Regions from separate parts of the Homo sapiens genome. Here regions 1, 2 and 4 are each linked to region 3. Evidence: chromatin contacts called from ENCODE Hi-C or POLR2A ChIA-PET data. All regions are on one chromosome and are shown on one strand. The core of a region is the stretch at or near the end of the contact, and the rest is flanking DNA. Distances in the headings are between cores, read along the strand shown. Region 1 holds the start of CACNB1 (calcium voltage-gated channel auxiliary subunit beta 1). Region 2 holds the start of SOCS7 (suppressor of cytokine signaling 7). Region 3 holds the start of PIP4K2B (phosphatidylinositol-5-phosphate 4-kinase type 2 beta). Region 4 holds the start of CACNB1-AS1 (CACNB1 antisense RNA 1).

Region 1 (2,700 bases), core at 86-2,585, 400 kb after region 3:
CTCCCCCACCACTGCCAGGCTGGGCAAAGGGAGTGGCACTCAGAGGGACAGGGGACAGCTGAAAGGAAGGCCCCAGTCAGCTGCCTCCCAGGCTCAAAGGGGCCTGGGGTGGAGGAAGGTATTTTTAGGTCTGACTTGACCCCTCTACATACCCATCAGTCACATTATCATGGTGGTTACAGCTGGTGGCCACAGTAACAGAAGAGTTAATGCTATCCTTGGAGAAGGACACTCCCAAAGAAATCCCCTGGCGCGACCATCCCAGAGCCTGCTGGTCACCCCATGAGAACCCACCGCGCCCAAGAATGCCACTTCCTGGGAGTAACCAGGGGTGTAGGAAAAGTGTGCGGGTGGGGATGGAGAAGTAGACCCCTCCCCCAGGTAAAACAGCTTCCCCCCCTCCTATGAGTTGGCATCCATCCAACTTTCCAAACTTTGGAGGCGTTTTTGGGGCGGGGGTGGGGGTGGGGTAAGTCAACGTGGGTGTGGGGGGAGGGGAGCAGGTCCGACATAGAGATGGAGCCCAGGTGGCTGGGAGGGGACCTCGACCGGGGTTGGCTCTTTCCCCACCCTCGAGAACCAGTGTCTGCGGCTTTGAAGGCCTGTTGGCATTTGGCACCGCCCTCTGACCATCGCCTCGGCCACCTCCTCGTGCCACCCCCGCCCCACCCACACCCGCCTGGCGCCCCCGAGCGTGCTCTGCGTCGCCCCCCTTGCCTGGCTCGCTTTCTAGCCTCTTTCAACCTCCCCTTCTCAAGGCCCAGATCCCCCTCCACCAGCACCCCCACGCTCAGCCCACTGAAGCTGGTGCCCAAGCGGCAGGAACCTTGACGCGGGGGAGATAAGGAGGCGAGGGTGACAGGCAGCCCACCCGCCCCCTCCCCGCTCCGCAGCATCGCCACCCAGCCCCAGGCCCAGCGCCCATCAATCACAACCTGCAAGGATGGGGGGCGCGCAGGCATCCCTCTCTCCTCCGCGCCCGGCATATAACCCCTTCCTCTCCCGCGCCTCTCGAGCCGACCTTAACACGGTCCGCGGGAGCGACCCCCTCCCGTTGGGCCGGGCCACCACGCCTCACCTGCGGGCTGGGGTCGAAGACCTCCATGGGGATCTCCTGGGAGGGTGGGTAAGGGCCCCGGGACATGCTGGTCTTCTGGACCATGGAGAGGAGCCTCCCCTCCCGCCGCCGGCCCGGCCCAGCCGGGCTCCCTCAGCGCATGGGAGAGGCCGTGGGAGCCGAAAGCAGCGCGGCGCAGCCAGCACCCGGTCCAGCCACCCAGCTCGGCCTTCGGCTGCCTCCTTCCTGCCTTCCCTCGCTCCTCCCGCTCTCTCCACTGCCGCCGCCGCCTCCCCCGTAGGCTCAGCATCTCCCCGCGCCCCTCCCTCGCTCCCTCCCTCCGCCCGCCCGGCCCCGCCCCTCGCAGCCCCTCCGCCGGCTCGGCGCACACAATGGGCGTGCGGCAGCAGGGAGGCAAGCCCCTCTCGGCTCTAGGTGGCCGCAGGTGGGCCTCTGACTGGCCGTGGGGTGCAGGCGGCCCGCTGGGGCGGGAAGGCAGAAACTAGGCGTGGAACTTGGGGGAGGGGTGGGGGGGCGGTCTACCAGTGGATGCCGAGCGCTGATGGGGATTGGCATGGCTGGCACCACCCCCCTTTTGTCCCAAACCTCTCTTCCTGCGGGTCCCCCCAACCCACTCCTGTTTGGACCACCGGAACTTCCCGGTCCCGGTGATCCTGGGACCTGGCTTTAACTCCTTTCTCCCCAGTGTGGGGCCCAGGCTGCCTCAAACCAAACAGAAAAGCCTCTCCCTCCAACATGGCTCTGGGGCTGCCGGTGGGAGGCTGAGGCTGAGATGGGGAGGGTGTCCAATAGAGACAGCAAAATAAATCCCAGGGGTCCAGGAGTTCTGCCCTAATCAGTCACTAGGATACACCGCCCCCCCAACCCCTGTTCTTCCAAAAGGCCAGGAATGGGGCTGGGTGAGGTCCCTGCTCTTGGATGAGAAAAGAGGAAGAAATATGGAGCTGAGAGAGGAGAAGCTGGTAAAATCAGATCTCATGACCTTTGACCTAGAATTGCGCCACCTTTACCCCTGATTTAGGGAGAAACATCCAAGATCTGGATGCCACCCACCATGACTGGTGGAGAGAAGAGGAATAGGAGATTCTGGGCAATAGACTCTGGCGCCAATTTGGCTCAGGCTGTTTCTGGTTGTATAGCCCCGGACAAATCACCTCTCTGAGCATCAGTTTCCTCCTCTCCTATAAAATGGGGTTGCTGGTACTGTGGAGTCTGTGTCACCTGGTATTATTGGGAGGATGAGGGAGAATTAAATGAATTGCTGGGGTGTTTGGAGAAGCTGTAAGTTTCAATGAAGGGGTCACTCATGACAGGAGGACCCATTCCCTTCCTACTCCACCCCTTCTCCTGCTCCACAGAAAGGAGAGATGGAGAAGACCCTCTCCAGGTCAAGTGACCTTACAATAAGGCCACCACCTTGCTGTGTTCCGCAGGACAGGAGACTATGGGACTCCTCCTCCTCACCCAACTCTAATAGCAAGTGAATGGTCAGTCTGTCATTCCTCTGATCACAACACCTTGGGGAAGGCGGAGCAGTGAGTGAAGATGAAGCCCATTAGAAACGTTCCAGGAGAGTTCCAACCCTGAGCAGGGTTTCCACCTGCCCCTTGGAGACAAGAAAG
Region 2 (2,700 bases), core at 21-2,520, 450 kb before region 3:
ATTAGAAGTCACTGAGTTCTGCAGCTGATCCTTCCTCCTTTTCCCTTGCATCTCTCAATATCTCCCACTGGGACTATTTCAATGGGCTCCCTGCCTCCAGTCTCACCTCCTCCACACAAAAAGCTTGATCTTATTTGATCCTCACAACATGCCTGCAAGCAAGCAAAATTGCAATCCTTATCCCTGTGTAAAGATAAGAAGGCCGGGCGTGGGCGCGGTGGCTCACGCCTGTAATCCCAGCATTTTGGGAGGCCAAGGCGGGTGGATCACCTGAGGTCAGGAGTTCAAAACTGGCCTGGCCAACATGGTGAAACCCTGTCTCTACTAAGAATACAAAAAATTACCTGGAGCGAGGCAGGAGAATTGCTTGAACCCGGGAGGCAGAGGTTGCAGTGAGCCAAGATAGCGCCATTGCACTCCAGCCTGGGCAATAGAGAAAGATTCCATCTCAACAACAGCAAAAACTTAATGTGTTGTCTGTAGCCGTTACATTATGAATAGCACAAAAATTGAGTAAATATTCTTCCAGTATTTGAAACCGTTTTCTGACTCAGCAAAGAAGTTGCTCCCATCATTGACAATCCAATTAAGTTTTGTCTTTTTCAGTTTTATCAACCAACATTCACCTTTACAATTACACTCCTAGGTCAACTGCAATCACAGTTTGGCTACCCATATAAGAGTTTGGCAAAAATCAATGAAAGCATTCTGTGAGAAAGAGTTATATGGAATTTGCCAATTTACTATTAATTGTAAATTGTGAACTACACATCCTTTATGTCAGTAAAACTTAACGACAAATTTTTGTACCTATATATGTGCATACATTCCCGTTCTCCCCCCAGAGAGCTGGTTGTTACACATTTATCAGTACAGCACTGGGTCTAGAACACGATTCATGTACTGATTCCACAAACATTCACTGGGTGCCAGGCGGACGGAGATACAGATTAATGATGAAATGACTCAGCCAAGGTCACACATCGCAAGCGGCGTAGATGGCAGAACCATATGTGCTCCCAAGGCCAGCGGCGCGCTCCCAGGACCAGACCATGGTTTCCAAGGCCTCTCCACTCTACCGAATGGGATGGCCTGGGCCTGGGCGCCCAGGAAGTGAAAAGCAAGGACCGGGAAAAGAGACCAACGCCAGCCAACAGACAGCTCACCGCCAATAGGGGCCGGGGGCGCGCGCGGCGTCACTCGCCGTGGAGGCCAGCGCGAGCACGCCCTGGGGAAAGTGGCGTGGCTAAGCCCTTCCGGAAGTGACGTCGGCTTGGGGGCGGTGCTCGGCGGTGGCGGAGCGCGGCCTGGGCTCGCGCTGGGCTCCGCGCGCCCCCCGCCCCCCTCTATGAGGCAGAGGCCGCGGCGGCCGTTAGCGCTGTCGCTCCGGGGGCCGCGGCGGGCGGGGCTCCGGCGGGGCCCGGCCTAGTCCCCACCCCAGCCCGGCTCCCAGCCGCCCGCCCTCCCTCCCTCTCCCCGATGCAGGAGGCCGAGCTCCGGGATGGCGAGGCGGCGGCGGCGGCCGCTTCGTACCGCGTCCTGAGCCGCCTCCTTGGCTATGGAGAGGCGGCCCCCGAGCCAGGCCCTCCGCCACCGCCCCCGGGCCATGGCCCCCCGCCGCCACCCTTCCTCGCGCGGCCCGGCCCGCGGGGCTCCCGGCCGCCGCAGCTGATGGTGTTCCGCAACGTGGGTCGGCCGCCGGAGGAGGAGGACGTGGAGGCGGCCCCGGAGCCGGGACCCTCGGAACTGCTGTGTCCCCGGCACCGCTGTGCCCTGGACCCCAAGGCCCTGCCGCCGGGCTTGGCGCTCGAGCGGACCTGGGGCCCGGCGGCTGGACTAGAGGCGCAGTTGGCGGCTCTGGGGCTCGGGCAGCCGGCGGGGCCGGGGGTCAAGACAGTCGGTGGGGGTTGCTGCCCGTGTCCGTGTCCTCCTCAGCCGCCCCCTCCGCAGCCCCAGCCGCCTGCTGCCGCCCCGCAGGCCGGGGAGGACCCCACGGAAACGAGCGACGCGCTGCTGGTCCTGGAGGGCTTGGAATCGGAGGCCGAGAGCCTGGAGACTAACAGCTGCTCGGAAGAGGAGCTCAGCAGCCCGGGTCGCGGAGGAGGAGGGGGCGGCCGGCTTCTGCTGCAGCCCCCAGGCCCTGAATTACCTCCGGTGCCCTTCCCGCTGCAGGACTTGGTCCCTCTGGGGCGCCTGAGTAGAGGGGAGCAGCAGCAGCAGCAGCAGCAGCAACCTCCCCCGCCCCCGCCTCCTCCCGGGCCCCTCCGGCCACTCGCGGGTCCTTCTCGGAAGGGCTCCTTCAAAATCCGCCTCAGTCGCCTCTTTCGCACCAAGAGCTGCAACGGTGGCTCCGGCGGTGGGGATGGGACCGGCAAGAGGCCTTCTGGAGAGCTGGCTGCTTCAGCTGCGAGCCTGACAGACATGGGAGGCTCTGCGGGCCGGGAGCTGGACGCGGGGAGGTGAGACCGGCCGGGGGCTGGCCGACAAACTTCCTTTTCTTGTTTGGTTTCCCTTTTTATCTATTGCTATCGCGATCCTGACAGTTCTTAAGATAGGGTCTTCAGGAGGAGGCAGAGACTTGGGACCAAAGGTGGTAACATCTCGCATAAGGTCAGCGCTAATTGTGGAAACAGCTTTCACTCTTAAAGAGTGCACACTCCGTGACACTTCTCAGCTGGTTTGCATCTGTCTTGTTGGAAG
Region 3 (2,700 bases), core at 43-2,542:
ACTTCCTCTGCTCATTCCTAGTGTGGGGATTCATAAAGAAATGGTCAGAAGGCAAAGAGCAAGTGGTTGGAAGAGGGAGAATAAAGACCCTGAACAAACACCACATAAACAGTCTTCCAGCTTAAACTGTCAGGATCCAACTTCCTGGCAGGGGCTGTTGAACAATCTCAAAGCACCCTAAGGACCCAGGGGACCTATCTCTCCTATCTAGGACCATAATCACTATGCATCATCACAACATTGCAGCCACACAACAGATAAGTCAACATCTTTAAAATGATCACCTTCAAAAACTATGGGAAGACATATTATTTCTACTATGAATAGTCCCTCCTTATAACCAGGCATCCTCTTCTCTCAAATGGTTAATAGCCATTCTTTCTTCTCCCTAACCCAGAGAGACCCAGGTGAAGTGTCTGGTTCAAGGAAGCCTGTGCTTCTCCAGTTGATACATCTTGTTCAAGAGGGAAAAAAAAGGAAACCCAGGGTGGAGTTCTACATTCAAAGGTAAGGAGGCCTGGAGGATGGAAGAATTTGAGCAGCCACAACAACCAAACGATCAGAAAGAGAGGACTATTTGGGCAGACCACTGCTACTTGACAGAGCTGGCAGCCGGCTGTAAGGAACAAGGGGGAATATACACCCTCACAAACAGGATGAGGGGGGAGGAGGAGAAGCAGGGATGAAAGCGACTCCACTGCACTGAGGCCTTGCCTTTGCGCTCCATGGGCTGCCCCAAGCGAGCACGCCACACGCAGGAAGCCAGAAGGGCTGGAGGGAAGGGGAGGTGGCGACGGCAGACCACAGAGACACCAGGCCTCGCGTGGCGTGCGGGGAGTGCACACGGGGCCGAAAGGCGTGCAAGGGTGGGGTGGGCGTGCAAGTGGCTTGGCGAGGGGTGGCAGGCGTCACCGGCAGGGCCTGCGGGGCAAGGGCCCAGGGCTGCAGGGGGCGTGGGAGCGCGCGGGGCCGCGCTCAGAGGGGCGCGCAGGAGCTGGTTACCGTGTGGTTCACCCCCCACATCAGGACGCTGAGGATCGGCTCGCTGGCCCGGAATAGCTTCACTTTCTGGCACACGAAATGCTTCTTCTTGGTCTTGGTCTTGCTGGCGCTGAGCGGCGCCACCGCCACCGCCGTGGTGCTGGTGCAGTTGGACGACATGCCCGGGGCGGCGGCGGCGGCGGCGAAAGAGGGGGGCGGCGGAGACAGCGCACAAGCCAGCGGCCTCAGGCCTCCCCCGGACCGATCCCCACCCCCGCTCCCTCACCGCGCCATGGTCGCGCCCGTCCCGTTACCTCCCACCCCGCCCCGGTGGTTCCGTCCGCCCCACGCCCCGCCCTCCCGCCCCGCCCCGGGGAGCCCGCCGGCCCGCTCCGCACCCCGCCCCCGGGCGGTGCAGCCGCCCTGCAGTCCCCTGGCCCCGTCCTCCCCGTCCGCGTGGTACGGCCCGTCCCGGGGAGGCAGCGGCCGCCCCGCCCGCCCCTCCTCCCCGGGCCTGACAGAAACCCGCCTGGCCTCCGAACGCCTCGGGGCCCCGTGCCGGAGCCGGAAGGGGAGGAGGGCTGGGCAGGCGTCGCTGTGGACCGCGGGAGGGGCTCCCCGCCCGGGCCCCCCAACGCCAGGGTTTGGCTCTTTCCCGCAACCCGAATGCCAAGATGGCGGCGATGCCACCGCTCCGGAAGGGAAGGAGGGACGGGAATGCGAGGAGGGCGGGACGTACCATGCCCACCCCGGGGGAGAGGAGGGACGCAGCAAGGGGAAGAGAAAGTCCAGCCTAGAAAGCCAAGGAACGCCCCCTCGCTCCACCTAAGCGTGGATCTGCCCACTCTGCTGGGCCCCGGGCGCGCTCCACCCGCGGGGCACGCCCCTTGCCCCCAGGGCCAATGAGAGAAGCAGGCCAGGAACACTGGTTTTTATGAATGGGCCCCGCGCCCACCCACCTGCTGCCTGTTCTCCCCGCAAAGGGTCAGAGCTCAGAGGCCGCCAGCACCTTCAGACACCTATCCCACTAATCGTCTTACTCTGGCTCATTTCGTAAAATCTTTGAGTAAACTGCCCCACGCTTTGTTACATAATTCTCAGATGAGGGATCTCCATATATTCGACACAAATTACAGGTCAACGTTGTTCTTTCTGCATGGAAATTCGTAAACACGGTACTCCACAGGTGGTCGCTCTTTAAACAGTTACAAAAATAAATGTGGCCTTTATTACCAATTATAAAATAAACATAATTAACCCCGGCATAATGAAGTGATTAAATGAATAAAAACGTATGTTACATTCTCTAGGGAAAGATCGGGTTTCAAGCATTACAGTGCCTGGCATCATAAGTGTTCAAAAACAGAAATCCAAATACATTTTAAGCAGAATTAGGAATTAGCAGAACAAGGAAATCGCCCAGCTAATGTGCGGGTCAAGAGGGCCTAGGAGTTCACTGGTCAAATGAGGGCTTCTGGTGAAAGAATAGAGAAGGGAAAAGGAGTAAAGACAGGAGAGTGGCCCCTCGAGGGTTTTGTTTTGTTGCTGTTGTTTTTTGAGACGGAATCTCGCTCTGTCACCCAGGCTGGAGTGCGGTGGCACAATCTCGGCTCACTGCAAGCTCCGCCTCCTGGGTTCACGCCATTCTCCTGCCTCAGCCTCCCGAGTAGCTGGGACTACAGGCGCCCGCCACCACGCCCGGCTAATTTTTTGTATTTT
Region 4 (2,700 bases), core at 108-2,607, 380 kb after region 3:
ACTCACCTGCTGACTTTCAGTCTGGGACTGGCAGAATCCCTGATTTTCTCTGACCTGCCCCCACAAGTAGTCTGCCTCCCTGTCCCCAAAGCTGGTTAGCAGGAACGAGGGGGGCATTAGTGGAGCCAGAAGCTCAGCCCCTCCCTCTCCTGAGGTGTTGGGGCACAGTGATGCCACAAGAGCAGAAAAACAGTCATGTGTATTTAAGACATTGCACCAGTGGGTCTGGATCTCACCCACTGAGCAACATTGAGCTTCCCATTGCCTTTGGCTCTACTTGTGGAGAGACAGGTAAGTGAAGGGGCTCAGGGCCAGTGTGGAGCTGGGACTGCCCAAGCAGCTCCTGGCTTGGGCACAATACATCAGAGGGCCAAAATCAAAGGATCATCTTTTCTTTTGAGTCAATGACTCAGGGCACAACATCTTCAGGCACCCACCCTTTCAACTCCCCGTGCATATCAGCAGCTCCCAGGTGCCTACGCTGACGACTATGTGGCGAGGACAAAGAAGCAGGCTTGGGAGGCAGCCACAAAGGACAGGACAGTGGTTTTATATATGGCAAAATACTTCTCCTAGGGGAGTACAGACAAATATAGACAGACAGATGGGGGCACAGGACACCAGACAGGGAGGGGGGAAGGGAGGGCAGTGGTGTCTTCTAATCAGTAAGTGGAAGCTGCACCCCACCCCCAGGTGGAGGGTGGGACATTGGCACAGGAGGTGGCGAGACAGGCATGAGGTGCCCATCCCTGAGGCGGGCAGCCGGGCAGGCCCCAGTCCTTGTTGGCACACTCGGCTCTCTCTGGCCCAGCTGGGATGCTGGGGAGGGGCAGGGTTGCTGGGCTACAGGGATGCCAAGGCAAAGGGATGCCCCAGGGGAGAGGGGGTACCAAGGCCTCTCCTGGGGGAAGTGAACATGGGTAACAAACAGAATCACGAGAGGCAAATACAGAGCAGCAACAGCAGCAGCCAAGCCCCCCAGAGGAGATCCGAGGTCCCAAGGCAACCCCTGGGCACCATCCCACGGGTCCTCTCCCCTGGGGCCTCAGGGTGAGGGTGAAGGAGCAGTTTTTTGGTTTAAAATGAGGCGGACCAGAGTGTTCCATGGGCTCCACACCCAGGTGGCACAGGGATGGGGGGCTCAGATGCAGAGGGGCCCCCTCTACTAATGGCAGCAGGCAAGGGATGTTGGAGGCCAAGCTCATTCCTGGGGTAGGCAAAGGCTGAGGCATGGAGGTGGGGGGTGGGGAGCAGCGTCTCGGCCGCTCACTCCTCAGGGTTCTGGGCCCTGGACGTTGCCATGGCCACGGAGGGTAGAGGGTGCTGTATGCCTGCCAGCTTCCACCCAGAACCCTCCCCAAGACAAGCTCCCCATGGGGTGTCCATGCTATGGCTTTCACCGACCAGACGATGCTGCCAGGAAGCTGGGAGGAAGGGGCAGGCAGGGTGAGGGACCTTGGATCTGGGGTCTGGGGAAGAGAGCCCCCATGGGAAAGAATCTGTGGCCTCCCTTTCCAGGAAAAGCGCCCAGCCCTTCCCCAGTACTGCAGCTTGGGAGAAGGAGAGCCATCCCACTTAGGACCGTCACTTAGGGCCCCGAGTAGAAAGAGTTAAGGAAGTGCACCTTTTCTCTAGGAGGGTGAGGGAGGAGAGCCCCTTAAGATGGGAGAAAGGGGACACTTCAGAAAGGTGGGTATCCCCCATCCATCCACAACAGGCAGGTAAAAACCGACAGCTGGGGCTTAAGGGCCTCCCGGGAGCTGGGATGGTAACACCAAAGAAACCCCAAGCTTTGAGCAAAGGCATCTGAAAGGAGGGAGACAGCGCCCCCTGGAGGCGAATACATGTCAGGTGTGAGCCCCTCGCTCCCTCCCCTCCCCTGGGCTCAGAGCCCTTCCTCCCGCCGTGTGGCCCCTGCCTCTCAGCGAATGTAGACGCCTCGTCCCCAGCCCTCCAGCTCATTCTTGTTGCGCCCCAAAACTGGACCCCCACCCTCAGCGCAGTAGCGGGCCTTATTCCGGCCCCGGTTCCGGTTGTCGGTCAGCTCTTCCTCATAGTCTTCTTCCTCGTCCTCCCAGGATCCCTGTCGGGCTGGGGGCGTGCCGCCCCCTGCAGGGTCTCCAAGCCCTGGCCCCTCTGAGGGGTCAGTCTCCATGTCCACACATGAGTCTCCCAGCTCCGTGTAGGCAGAGTTTCGGCTGCCGGGGGTGTCGGCATCAAAAGTGTCTTGGCGGGACAGTGCCCGTAGCGTGCCTGCCCGGCCTGGTGGGTGGCTGCTGGGGTAAAGGCCTGGGGGCTGGCCCAGCTCCCCTGGGTACTCGTGCATGCTGGCGTGCTCCCCGGTGGCCCGTTCCAGTGGCTGGTCCCCGGAAGCAAGGTAGGGTCCCTGGTTAGCAGACGGACAGCACACACCATGCAGATCAGGCAGGGGTGAGAAAAACACAACAAAGCAAGGCAAGTTAGTGACAGCATTAAGAGGTCCGGCCTGGATGAAGAGGGTGCTGGCTCTAGAGGAGGGGCCCCGGGGACAAACGGCTCTGGAGCCCAGCCAGAGGACAGACCTCAGGGCATTTGCTCCTCTCTCGGGACAGGGGGCACCCGACCTTCAACAGATGTGAGGACATATGAACTCTCAGGGCAACTATGGCCAACAGCCGTGAGCCATGAGTCACCGCTTCCTCAGTGCAGGTCATTAATGCT

What was found. A loop is a pair of places that touch in the nucleus more often than their neighbours do. ChIA-PET counts read pairs that join two places held with the same protein, here RNA polymerase II (POLR2A). Pooled maps may share reads with other maps.
Region 1: a loop to region 3 is called in a map of CD8-positive, alpha-beta T cell, with 20 times the contacts of the local background. The contact joins the promoter of CACNB1 here to the promoter of PIP4K2B in region 3. A Hi-C loop is called at or near these places in 2 of 168 maps with a recorded cell type or tissue (CD8-positive, alpha-beta T cell and ascending aorta), 1 of 37 single-sample maps with no recorded cell type and 10 of 50 pooled maps. POLR2A ChIA-PET finds 5 or more read pairs at or near these places in 4 of 52 experiments (CD4-positive, alpha-beta T cell, MCF 10A, WTC11 and 1 more).
Region 2: a pooled map shows a loop between it and region 3 (8-fold over the local background). The contact joins the promoter of SOCS7 here to the promoter of PIP4K2B in region 3. A Hi-C loop is called at or near these places in 6 of 50 pooled maps. POLR2A ChIA-PET finds 5 or more read pairs at or near these places in 2 of 52 experiments (A673 and H1).
Region 4: a pooled map shows a loop between it and region 3 (2.8-fold over the local background). The contact joins the promoter of CACNB1-AS1 here to the promoter of PIP4K2B in region 3. A Hi-C loop is called at or near these places in 1 of 37 single-sample maps with no recorded cell type and 2 of 50 pooled maps. POLR2A ChIA-PET finds 5 or more read pairs at or near these places in 4 of 52 experiments (T-cell, WTC11, activated CD8-positive, alpha-beta memory T cell and 1 more).

The regions. Positions count from the first base shown.
Region 1 is chr17:39,196,334-39,199,033 of GRCh38, forward strand. It overlaps CACNB1 (calcium voltage-gated channel auxiliary subunit beta 1), which reads right to left and starts at 1,336. Exons shown (of 14, transcript NM_000723.5): 1 at 1,079-1,336. The coding sequence starts at 1,162. RefSeq lists silencers at 534-663, 1,094-1,493, 1,504-1,633.
Region 2 is chr17:38,350,574-38,353,273 of GRCh38, forward strand. SOCS7 (suppressor of cytokine signaling 7) reads left to right here and starts at 1,271. Exons shown (of 10, transcript NM_014598.4): 1 at 1,271-2,459. The coding sequence starts at 1,480. LOC124903991 (a long non-coding RNA gene) reads right to left here and starts at 423. Exons shown (of 2, transcript XR_007065738.1): 1 at 345-423; 2 at 1-152.
Region 3 is chr17:38,798,264-38,800,963 of GRCh38, forward strand. It overlaps PIP4K2B (phosphatidylinositol-5-phosphate 4-kinase type 2 beta), which reads right to left and starts at 1,293. Exons shown (of 10, transcript NM_003559.5): 1 at 1,003-1,293. The coding sequence starts at 1,161. It overlaps CWC25 (CWC25 spliceosome associated protein), which reads right to left. Exons shown (of 10, transcript NM_017748.5): 10 at 2,178-2,700. RefSeq lists an enhancer at 470-1,288.
Region 4 is chr17:39,173,272-39,175,971 of GRCh38, forward strand. It overlaps CACNB1-AS1 (CACNB1 antisense RNA 1), which reads left to right and starts at 1,358. Exons shown (of 4, transcript XR_934743.3): 1 at 1,358-1,446; 2 at 2,592-2,688. It overlaps CACNB1 (calcium voltage-gated channel auxiliary subunit beta 1), which reads right to left. Exons shown (of 14, transcript NM_000723.5): 14 at 182-2,386. The coding sequence ends at 1,922. RefSeq lists an enhancer at 2,137-2,700.